Linked DNA regions of Homo sapiens: region 2 is linked to region 1. A link is an interaction called in ENCODE POLR2A ChIA-PET data of the cell type or tissue named here. Cell type or tissue: OCI-LY7. All regions are shown on one strand. Links, peaks and the distances in the headings refer to the core of each region. The heading gives the core; the rest is flanking DNA.

Region 1 (2,918 bases), core at 230-2,729:
GGGCATGGTGGTGGGCCCCTGTAATCCCAGCTACTTGGGAGGCTGAGGCAGGAGAATTGCTTGAACCCAGGAGGTGGAGGTTGCAGTGAGCAGAGATCATGCCATTGCACTCCCGTCTGGGGAACAGAGCGAGACTCCATCTCAATTAAAAAAAAAAAAATCAACCACTAGTGAAGTGGTAGGAAATGAAGAGCATCGTGAGCTGCTGGTGTGAATATAAATTGATACCTTTTGTAGGGTGATTTAGAAGTGTCTAGTAAAATTGAATATGTGTGTAACCTGCGATCTAGTTCCAATACCTAGGAGTATATTACAAAAATAATTCTGCAAAGGACATGTAAAATGACATACTCAAGGCTATTCATTGCAGCAAACAATTAGGAAAAATATCTTCTATGATAAATATATTGTGGAATGTACATATAGTAAATGTAGATACAAAGAATGAACTAAGTCACCATATATTGTTTTAAATTCCAACTCATATAAAAGCAGAATAGAATTTAATAACAAATGTTTGGTAAGAAGGAAAAGTAAAAGAAGCAGAGTGAGATGTACACTACAATATTGTTCTGAAATGTAAAATATGCAAAATAATCTAATGTATTGATCATGGATACATAAAGAAAGAAAATAAAAGAATAAAAGGTAGATTCAAAGACACACACTAAATAAATGAGTCAACGCCTATGGGGGGTGATAAAGAGAATTAGGTGGCTAGGCACAGTGCCTCATACCTGTAATCCCAGCACTTTGGGAGGCCAAGGTAGGTGGATCACTTGAGATCAGGGGTTTAAGACCAGCCTGGCCAACATGGTGAAACCACATCTCTACTAAAAATACAAAAATTACCCAGGTGTGGTGACACACACTTATAATCTCAGCTACTTGGTGGGCTGAGGTAGGAGAATCACTTGAATCTGGGAGGCAGAGCTTGCAGTGAGCTGAGATGGCACCACTGCACTCCAGCTTGGGTGACAGAGCAAGACTCCATCTAAAATAAAATAAATAAATAAAAATAAGGAGAATAAGGTTAGGGATGGGAAAAGAGGATGCAACAAAAAGGGATACATGAACCAATTATCTAGTGTGCCACAAAAAAAAAAAAAAAAAAAAAAAAAAAACCAATAAAACACTGAGGTTACTCAGGAGGCTGTAGCAGGAAGATCACTTGAGCCCAGGAGTTTGAGGCTGCAGTGAGCTAGGATAGGACCACTGCACTCCAGCCTGGACAACAGAGTGAGATACCATCTCTGAAAAAAAAGGGGGAATAAACACATTTTTATTTTACCTAAAATAAATTGCATTTAAATATATATATATAGCTTTAATTTTAAAAAGAATTAAAATAAATTTTAAATAGGCCCAGGATATGAACAGGAAATTCACAGAAGAAAAACAAATATCTAATAAGTACATGAAATTATCATCAACTTCAAATAATAGGAAAAATTCTAATTAAAGAAAAATTTGATATTTCCTTTTGCCCATCATACTGGCAAAAAAAAAAATGATGATATCCATTGTTATAAAGGGTAGGAGAAATGTAGACTCCTACATGTGGTTGGAAATAGCGTGGATTGATAAAGCCTTACTGGAGGGGAACTGGAAGTATCTATCAAAATGTAAAATGTACATTCTCTTTAATCCAGCAGTTTTATTTCTAGAAATCTACCTTCACAAAATGCTCATATAGGCCGGGCGCGGTGGCTCACACCTGTAAACCCAGCACTTTGGGAGGCTGAGGCCAGCAGATCACTTGAGGTCAGGAGTTCGAGACCAGCCTAGCCAACATGGTGAAACCAACGCCTCTACTAAAAATACAAAAATTAGCTGGGTGTTGTGGCACGCGCCTGTAATCCCAGCTACTCGGAAGACTGAGGCAGGAGAATGGCTTGAACCCAGGAAGCAGAGGTTGCACTGAGCCGAGATTGTGCCACTGCACTCCAGCCTGGGTTACAGAGTGAGACTCTGTCTCAAAAAAAAAAAAAAAAAATGCTCATATAAATGCACAAATATATGCATGAGATCATGTGCACTGCAGCATTGTTAATAATGAAAGATTGAAGCCATCAGCAGGAGGAAAGCTCAATGAATTATATACATATGTCCTATGCAGAAGTCTAAAAAGTGAAGATAGGGCCGGGTGTGGTGGCTCATGCCTGTAATCCCAGCACTTTGGGAGGCCAAGGTGGGTGAATTACTTGAGGTCAGGCATTTGAGACCAGCCTGGCCAACATAGTGAAACCCCACCTCTACTAAAAATATGAAAATTAGCCAGGCGTGATGTCGCACGCCTGTAATCCCAGCTACTCGGGAGGCTGAGGCACGAGAATTGCTTGAACCTGGGAGGCAGAGGTTGCAGTAAGCTGAGATTGGGCCACTGCACTCCAGCCTGAGTGACAGAGGGAGACTCTGTCTCAAAACAACAAACAAAGAAACAAACAAACAAAAAAAAGAAAACATGTTCAGAGATTTGAAGTAACTCACCCCAGGTCACACTGAAATCCATGTGCTAGCAGATAGATGATTTCAGTAAAGTTCAATGTGGTGAGTGCAATGATAGAGATATGCATAGAAAGACCAGGGAGCACACCAGGAGCCAAGCTGGGGCTATAGGAGAGACACACCAAGTTGGGGTACTTTTCTGAAGGCAAGGACATCTGCATTGTCTTGAAGGATGAATAGGACTCGTATAGGTGAAGTACAGGAGGAGGAACAACGGGAGCAAAGGAACGGCAGTCAGGAGTAACATGGACTGTGCCAGAGAGCTTTGAGTGCCTTCGAATTGTTAGAGCAAAAAGTACAAAGGACAGAATGGCCGATGGGGCTGGACAAACTGGCAGGAGCTGCACTGTGAAGGGACTTTCATACCATGTTGAAGAACTTGGGTTTTATCCTGGGGAAATAATGGGGAA
Region 2 (2,918 bases), core at 419-2,918, 170 kb before region 1:
TGTAAAATAGTATATAACTAGAAAGAATCAATCAAGTTAAAAAACTAAGACCGTGACATGGAAAGTCAACTAGCCATGCAAGACAGTCAGTGGTAAGTGTCAGAAACATGAAGGGAGATCCTGGGTAGAAGAGCTACATTTGACTGGCCACACAGGGAGGGGTTGGGGAAATTGTCTTTGGCCTAATCTGGACTCTAGAGTAGAAGAGAATTCCCATTGACCTGTGGGTGAGGCCTCAGCCAAGTGACTCCTGAGACATTCTGAGGATCCAAGCATCCATTTCAAAGGATGGCAGCCATTTAATCCCTGGGGGCTTCCTTTCTTCATCTTAAAAAGAGAACATTGGAATAGATCATTGCTAAAAAAACCACCTTTCACAGACTGTGGGTCTATATTTATTTGTGAGACAGATGCTGCCTCAAAGAAAACCATATACACATATATCATGGCTTCAAGGAACACCCAGCCAGCAGAGTCCAGAATCTATGATGAAATCCTGCAGTCCAAGGTGAGCTGATGCAATTCATGGACACCCCTGTGCCACCATCTCCATGACAGGGAGTCATGGGCAGCCATTGCCTCTGCTTGTTGTTGTCTAGAAAGCAGCCACGGCCAAGAGTCCAGAGGTTCCAACCAGGAAATACCATGTCAGGGAAGTGATGCCACGGATCTTTCTATGAGGACAGGAACGTGACCCATTGTCACCCCATGGCAGCCTCCATGGGCTGAGGCACTGAGTGTCCCACAGTGGGCCCGGCTCCAGGTTAGATGAGCCATGACTAGGAGCAAGGCGCCCCCTAGAGGGGCCACACAACAGAGGAGCTACTGGAGTGAGGTGAGGGCTGCTATGTGACTACCAACGTGGTGAACAGGTTGCTAAGGGGGCTACGAGGCAACAGAACTGACAGACAAGTTCCCTTGAATGCCCCTCCTGGTCTAGCAGCAGCGGCTTGCTTTCCTCAGACTCAGAGTCACTGTTCCACACCCCTCCTCCCATCCGCCCTTTACCTGCCTGCCCCTCCCTCCCCTCCACCCTGGATCGCCCTCTCCTGTGTCCCCACCAGCCTGCCTCCTTAAAGTCTGCAAGGAATCAAGGGGGAGACTGAGGTCTGCCTGGTCAGTCTAGCGCTGTGCTTGGACTGATAGGGCAGCTGGATCCATAGAGCCCATGGAAAGCTAAAATCCTGACTGAGCAGGACTCATCCTGAACCATGGGATCCCTCCTCTTGGCCCCTGAGGTTTTTCACCCCCGAGACCCTGCCCAACTGCTACCCATTCACCCCCACCTTATCCCTTCCTGATCCTAAGCCTCTCCAGAGTTGGATGGAGGCAGAACTGAGGCCAAAGGGGAGGCCACCCAGTAAATGTGGGACCAGGGAAGGATGGTGGGTAGAGGCAGAATTAGGAAAGGGGACTTGTAGATGGGCCTGGGCTCCCTCACTGAGGGGAAGATGTGTGTTTTACAGGTGCTTCCCTCCAAGGAAGAGCCAGTGAACACAGTTTATTCCGAAGTGCAGTTTGCTGATAAGGTAACCCCTTTCTGGCTTTTTATCCTTGCTTTCCTAACTCTTCCAGCCATTCTGGTGCACCCGGTCCATCCAACCAGGGGCTAGCTGGTTCCCCTGGGACTCCTTGTAGTTCTCAGGACCCACTGCCTAGGTTTTTGGTCTATATGTACTTCCACCCATGCACAAAGCCCCACTCCCTAGGTCAATGGCCATCCACGAGTTATCTTACTTGGGATGCTGATCCCACCCTTCAAATGCAGAAGTCCCTATGCCTCTGAACTACGGTATGGGAACTCCATCCCGTATAATACCTGGGGTCACTGCTAGCTCACAGTGTGAAAATGAGAAAACAGGTGCTTCCCTCTGAGCAAACACAGGCCCATGCCAGATGCCCAGATGGGTGCAATGGAGCAGAAGCTGAATTTCAGTTCATTTGCTCCCTCAGCTGCTCTTTTACCACACGCAGCCTGCACAACCATTTGTAGTGCCAAGTGCCTTGTGCCTTATGCCTGTGCCTTATGTCCTTCTCTGTCATATGCAAAGCCCTCTGACAGGACTTTAAATTTTGGGGATCTAAGGAGGGATTGTCACTATCTGAAGGTCCTCACTGCTGCTACAATCAGGACAGCTTTAGGGTTGCTTAAAGAATCATGTTTTCTAAGTATTCCTGTTTAATAGCTGAGTTACCAAGCAGGAAGCTAAACTGAGTACGAATTGAGAGTGATCCTATAAGGCAATAGGGAGGACATCTATGAGCTCGACAAGCAGGGCAGTGCTACTTCCTTTTAAGGAGGACTTGAAGCACAGGGCAGTTTGCTTGAAAAGATAAGCCAAATGGACTGGACAACCAGATAGAGGGACATTTACTTTCTTAGTGATCAGGAGAGGGAAGGAGGGAAAGAAAAAGAAGGGGAGGAATGAGGAAAGAAGAGGAGAAGAAAAGGAGGACAGGCAAGAAGTGAGGGTCAGGGTGCCCAGCATATTTGTGCCAGGATCTCAAGGAGAGTTGGAGGAACAAGAGTAACTTAACTTAGAAGGAGATAAAATTCGAGGGATTAATCATGGAATCCTGGATTGTGACATCTCAAGATAAATCCTTAAAGACAAGTTAGATAACAATTATTGGGTCAGTATTTAATTGAAAACCTAAGACTCCTCAAACCAATGGGAAGATTGTTTGCAGCCCTCTAAATGCCTAGAGCACAGGAGATGCTGGCAGTGAGTCCCCACTATGTATAGGTGAAAGTGGAGTTATTGGGATACAAAAAAACTAGGGGTCAACTAGGAACAAGGAATGCAGGTAGCTTGAACCTGAATGTTGCCTCAAGTCTATAATCAAAATCCATTCCAAATATGCCCCCGCCCCCATTCCCTCCCATTGCTCTTTTCTGGGCTAAGAAGTTAATTGCT

Evidence for each region. ChIA-PET counts read pairs that join two places held together with the same protein. Peaks named below come from ENCODE experiments on the same cell type or tissue, not always from the same donor. Only the 100,000 strongest peaks of a DNase experiment are listed, where the experiment ranks them.
Region 2: POLR2A ChIA-PET joins it to region 1 with 7 read pairs; 2 of 35 experiments call an interaction of 5 or more read pairs at or near these places.

Annotation. Positions count from the first base shown.
Region 1 is chr1:160,379,671-160,382,588 of GRCh38, reverse strand. All of the region lies in intron 3 of LOC105371466 (a long non-coding RNA gene), which reads left to right. Among named protein-coding and RNA genes, the nearest start is that of NHLH1, 14 kb to the right of the region's middle. In OCI-LY7, for the core only: no CTCF peak of the experiment used is centred there; no DNase peak of the experiment used is centred there.
Region 2 is chr1:160,548,528-160,551,445 of GRCh38, reverse strand. CD84 (CD84 molecule) reads left to right here. Exons shown (of 7, transcript NM_003874.4): 5 at 411-508; 6 at 1,467-1,529. All of the region lies in intron 1 of CD84-AS1 (CD84 antisense RNA 1), which reads right to left. Among named protein-coding and RNA genes, the nearest start is that of CD84-AS1, 13 kb to the right of the region's middle. RefSeq lists enhancers at 509-738, 1,569-1,808, 2,906-2,918 and a silencer at 1,959-2,008. In OCI-LY7, for the core only: CTCF peaks have their summits at 584 and 799 (motif pointing left); DNase peaks (open chromatin) are centred at 795 and 1,925; H3K4me3 peaks cover 1,102 bases; H3K27ac peaks cover 2,240 bases.